Regions from separate parts of the Mus musculus genome. Here region 2 is linked to region 1. Evidence: chromatin loops called from intact Hi-C (ENCODE). Cell type or tissue: left cerebral cortex. All regions are shown on one strand. Each heading gives the region's core, and the rest is flanking DNA. Links, peaks and the distances in the headings are about the cores only. Region 1 overlaps Gask1b (golgi associated kinase 1B). Region 2 has its middle 140 kb from the start of Gm36569.

Region 1 (2,919 bases), core at 136-2,635:
TGGATTGTCTTAATGCTTAATACATCTATGATGGAATAAGCCTTGCAGCATTTTGAAAAAAAAAATAGCTGGTTATAAATCAGGCTTTAATGTCTAAGAAGCACAGAAATAAACCCATCTTAGAATGGGAGATCCTGTATATAGTGGATGGAAAAACAACTTTGAAAGCAAGGCCAATTCAGAAAGCAAAACCAAAATGTTTTCAAAGGCTAACAGATAATCAATTTGTCAGAATTAGTTACTGTTTTAATTGAGTTTTATCAAGCCAATGAGTCTAGGCAGCTGTCAGATTTGTCTCGTCAACTCTAGCCATGATCAGAATAGTCTGAGCATCATCACCTAGTCTGTCTTTATTCTTGTCAATTTTCTTTTAATAAATTCGCATTTATTAAGAAAAATAAAATTGGCAGGAATTCTTTGTAAATACTAAATATGAACAAACATCACTGTACAAAAGACCAGTTTTCAGTGGCATTGTTCCTTCAGATGTAAACGAACAGGAGTTTTTGTTCCTTTGTAATTCTAGTTTACGTTATCTGAAATACTGCCTCATTTCATTTGAGGGATGCGTTTTAAGGAGATTCTTCTTAGATTAGGTATATTTCATTTCCAGTTTAAATTTCTTAATATAAATTCTTAAGGAAAGCAATTAGGTTGTTTCATCCTCATTTTGTTTATTTTTTTAATTTTAAAGACATTTCACTTATTTTAAGTATATGAGTGTTACCACCCATGTTCCTGGGACCCAGGGAGGATAGAAGAGGGCATTGGATCCCCTGAGACTGGAAGTATATACTGTTGTGAGCTACAGTGTGGGTGCTGGGAATCAAACCTGAATCTTTTGGGGAAGCAACAGTCCTCTTAATCCCTGAGTCATCTCTCCAGGCCTTTCTTCCTGGGTTAGATTTCTCTACTTAATATAAATTGGGTCTAACAAATCAGAACTTCACAGGATATAAAAATACTTGTCTTTTTCTGTTTGTTAGTTTGAGTGCTTTTTAAAACTCATTGCAGGAAGGTGGGTGTGTCTCAGGCAGAGTTTATTTTTATGCAGCTCTGCTTGTTCAAATTATAGAAAGTGAATTTCTTTCCCTAAAAATAGACTGTTGGTTGCCTGGTGCCTTTATCCAGAGCCTATCTGTGAGACAGTGAAGCTTTTAACATTGTATCCTAAATACATCACAGCACTGAACATCGTACAGAGAAATGACACCATGCCTTTCCTTGTGAATCTGTAATATGGAAGAAACTAGAGATCCATCCTCGACTTGATGCACGCTGGTAGCGATTTCAACGTGAAGTTCTGGGGTGGAGGTGGATTAGAGCAGCCCACAGATGCAGGAACTTTAAGCCCGTGCTCCTTGTTAGATGTTAGACACAGAAGACTATTGTTACATCTCTCATCATTCTTCAACTGCCCTGCTAGTCATGGGTACATGCTTATTTGTTGTCATGGCAGCACAGGACACAGTGAAATCCATGGCTTGCTTTATGATGTGACACAGTTCCCAAGTGGTATAGGTACAGGATAAGGGAGAACACATTCTCTCTCCCCCTCGCCCCCGCCCCCGCCCCCGCCCCCGCCCCCGCCCCCGCCCCTCTCCCCTCCCCTCCCCTCCCCTCCTCTCCTCTCTCCTCCTCTCTCCTCTCCTCTCTCTCCAGAATTTTGCTTTCTATGGTTCCCTGAAGAAGCTGTGCTTGCATTAGCAAGCACCACGGATGCTGTGGTGTTTGTCCAAGATTTCTCTTCCCACGATGTGGTGTTATTTCCTTACTCATTAGATGGTAGGGAACCAACTCTGATTCCATTTGTAGCACTGCAAATACACACAGGTTTATATAGGACAAACTCCCAGAGCACATTTTCCCAGGTGAGTTTCTCTGACAACTAAATAAGCCCGAATGTTTTGTGTCTTCCCATGCCCGGAGTGCTGCCAGTGAATGTGATTCTGTGTCTCTTTTTGCCTTTTAAAATCTTTAAGATAATTGTCGAAAGTAAGATCTATTTCCTACCTGTGTCTTTTACAAGCAAGTGAGATGTTCAATCAAATAATGGGAAGTTAGAGGAACTCTGCCAGGAAACTGCCAGCCAAGGAAAAGAATTTCCTTTTGAGATTTCCATTTCACCTGCCTGTTATGCTGATGTCATGTAAGGCATTATGGTAGATTTTCTACCAGATGCAGAATTCATGATCCATGGTTAGTGCAGTTAAACCCAAAGACAGATACTAGCCAAAAGTAAAGGACAGACATAGAGGCAGCTGGTGGCTTGCTCCTGACAGTACTTTTATAAGTTCCTCTCCTCTTGGCATACCTACCACTTTACTGTGCTCTCAGTACAAGGCACTGCTTTGTTGAAGGTCTGTACATAGTCAAATTCAAATTGAGTTACAACATTTTGCAGAGTTGATTCATTAAGGGCTTTGCACTACAATGTGCTAGCCTTTGGGTAAATCATTGAGCAGAATTTCTGTTTATCTACATATATTTTCTTGAATATCAAGCTCCCTCCCTATATTTGATGTTTTCTTTCCAAAAAATGGCAGTTGTTTAATGTTTGAGCAAGGTGTGGTGGTACACACCTTTAATTTTAGCATCTGGGAGGCAAAAGTGGGTCTGTCTTCTATTCTGCAAGTTCCAGGACAGCCAAGGTTGTATAGACAGACTCTGAATCAAAAAGTTGAAACTAAAACCAAATAGTTTGATTAAGGTCAGTAAGGATCTTAAGAGAGGAGGTGGGGAGATAATTTTGCCGTTGGTACAGTGTTCGCTATGCAATTTTCATGAAAGCATAGCTTTGCATTTTTAGTGCCCATATAAAAGCATGGCAGTGGGTGTACATTTGTAACCCCAGAAAGGGGAATGTGGGTCAGAGATAGAGGCTTATAAGCCAGCCAGCCTTGACCAATCAGAGACAGA
Region 2 (2,919 bases), core at 251-2,750, 100 kb after region 1:
TCCCTCATCTTATTCTTTCGTGCCATGTGATCCAGAGTAGGGACATTTCCTGCATTAGCAGGCTTGGTTTTGAAAGTTCCACAGCAGGAGAAACCTAGATTGCCAGCGGTAGTACTAGAGTGGGTATTGGGAGTCTCTCCAAATCAATGGCACTTTATATTAAAGAGAAAACACATCTGTGTGGAAGCAGGTGCGTATCTACCCTTTGTAATGTTAGGGTAATAATTTGTAATTTTTTGGTTTGTTTTTCAAAACAGGGTTTCTCTGTGCAGTCCTGGCTGTCCTGGAACTCACTCTGTAGACCAGGCTGGCCTCGAACTCAGAAACCCCTGTCAGGCTCCTGAGTAAGTGATGGGTAAACTTTTAAGTCATAGGTACTTTTGATTCACAGAGCATGCCACCCAAAGCCCCACGTTCAGTTATTTCAGCCGTGTTTAATGCCACAGCACATGATTTATTTGATATGATTCCAATGTATTGTTGGAGAAAATAAATAATAATTCTCAGTATATAATTATGTGGGAGACCGGATCTTTGACAGGGGAATTACTCATCTAAAGACAGATGGAAATGCTGCTCACCACAAGAGAACCTCTGAATACATTGTCTTGTTTCTAAATGAGTCTCTGATGACGTTATCTACGGAACACATCATTAAGGAAGTCAAATAGTTTAAATCTCCAATTGTGCCAGTAAGGAAGATTTCTGTGTGTGGTTGGGAGTTAAAAAGCAAAATAATAGCAAGAAAAGAAACACTTGAAATAAGAAGCAGCTGTTTTGAAAGCTTCCATTATTCCCAACCACTAGCATCTTTAAGGGTAGTGCTAAAAAACAAAACAAAACAAACAAACAAACAACAAAACCCTCAAATTCCATTCAGCTAAGAGCACAGGAAGCTGAAGGGAGAGAATGCAGGAGGGGGTGTAGTTCAAGATATAACTGCTGAGTTATGCAGAAATTCTATTCAGGAGCATCAGCTGAACCATCTCTCTAATCTGACCTAATAAATAGCTTCCCAGAAAGAAGGCTGAATTTCCTATATAGATGATACAACTTGGAAATACAACATTTGTTTCATTTTTCCCTTTTTAAATGAAGGAGTATTATGAGAAGGACCGACATTTTCTAAAATACTGAGTAATAACTGTTAACCTTGGTCATATTGAGGAGCATCTCAGGGTATAGTAAAGGTAACACCCCAGGGTAAATCTATAAGAGAGCTTCTGGATGTTCCTTAAGTAAGACCCCTTGAATATAGCCTTGCTTCCTAAATGTGGGAAGTTCAGATAAAATACAAGGAAAAGTGACCAAGTCAGCTCGTACCAGCATCTTCTCTCTCGGTCCTTGCGCATCATTCTGCACTGCATTACCCCTGTCCGGAAACAATGCTGTTGATTGTGAGCTGAAGCCTCCACTAGCGTGAGCCAAATCCATCTCTCCTCCTTTGAAGTTGTTTTGTGAGCTGTTTAGGCTTGGTGATGAAAAGTCTGGCTAAACAAAAAATTGATTATTAGAGGGAAGATAATTACTGTATTGTTCCCTGATGTTGTTTTAAAAACCTTGGACAGTGAAGCGTAGGGGTTTGGAAATGTTTGAGTATGTGGGCTAGAGAAGACCTGGAATGCTGTTGGCACAGAGTAGTGGGTGGTTCTTGTGGGAGCTCAGAAATCCAGAATACTTCCAGGAGTCCAAAGACAAGCTTTCCCCGGGAATAAGCCATCAGAGGCCCTTACATTGGCAGAGAACTTGGCCACATTTTGCCCAAACCCATGGAGGAAGGTTAGGTTTAAAGGTAATGGACTAGCTTATATGGTGGATAGAATCTCAAGGCAGCTAAAAAACAGTTTGTCCAGAAGAGAAACTGTGGACAAAGGGGATAATCTTTTAAAATAGACTAGTGCCATTAAAGAGAAGACAATAGAAAAACCCGTAGAGAGCCTTTGGGAATTGATCAGAACCCTACCTTCCCCACACTCCAGGAAGTAAAGATTTTAGCACACCTCAAATCACTTGAAATACTTGGAAGATAACTGGGGTGCCATGCTCACAGAAGCCCAATAAAGTGGGCTTATTGGAGGAAACAGATTTCTAGAGGTGGACCTTAGTTCAAGTTTATAGTTGAGCTCAGCTTCCCGTTACCACTCTGCCTCCTGACTGCCAACGCTAAACAACCAATGCCTGCATCCCTGCTTCGCTTCCTTCACTCCATGCTCCTCCCTGCTATGGTAGTCTATATTCCCTGAAACTGCAGTCCAACATAAAACTCTCTTACATCAAGTTTCTTCTTGTCAGATATTGGTTATGGTAACGAGAGAATAATACATACAGCTGCCAATGGGAGTGCCTATTGTAGAGTGATATAATACTGTTCAAACTTTCAACTTCCCATGCATTGTCAAAACAGGTTTCAGTGTTGTGGATTGTTTTAAATCTTTACCTCATGACTATCTCTATAGAGTTAAATAGTTCTCTCCCTCTCTTTATATACATATATATGTAATTTTGTATACATTTATAAATGTATGCATGTACATTGGATTTGCAAGGATTTATTCTGACCTCAGCTTTGCTAAAGATGTTAACTGTGCTGTTAGGCAAGTTGCAACTGCTTTATTTTTCATCAAGTATTGCATCTGTCAAAGGGTGATAATATCTACCACAGATGTGGGAAAAAGATGACATAATGATTTGGTAGAGTTCTCAGCTCTGTGGTAGGGCAAGGAAGACAAGCAGAAACTCCTTTTTGTCCAGTTTGAGTAATAGCTCTATAGAAGAAACTGATCCTGGTTCTCAACTTAATGAGGGGAAGCTACCCAAATGTGCATTATCTGCAATGTTACAGGTCTAAACAGAGTCAAGGAGATCAGGAATAAAAGGCATACACTGAGATAAAATCTCACTACAGGACTACCTGCTTTT

The links. Peaks named below come from ENCODE experiments on the same cell type or tissue, not always from the same donor. Only the 100,000 strongest peaks of a DNase experiment are listed, where the experiment ranks them.
Region 2: it touches region 1 in a loop (5-fold over the local background); 3 of 42 quality-filtered maps call a loop at or near these places.

What each region holds. Positions count from the first base shown.
Region 1 is chr3:79,929,184-79,932,102 of GRCm38, forward strand. The region is part of intron 2 of Gask1b (golgi associated kinase 1B); the gene reads left to right. Among named protein-coding and RNA genes, the nearest start is that of Gm36569, 44 kb to the left of the region's middle. In left cerebral cortex, for the core only: no CTCF peak of the experiment used is centred there; DNase peaks (open chromatin) are centred at 1,163 and 1,813; H3K27ac peaks cover 2,126 bases.
Region 2 is chr3:80,029,882-80,032,800 of GRCm38, forward strand. No RefSeq gene overlaps it. Among named protein-coding and RNA genes, the nearest start is that of Gm36569, 140 kb to the left of the region's middle. In left cerebral cortex, for the core only: no CTCF peak of the experiment used is centred there; a DNase peak (open chromatin) is centred at 1,679.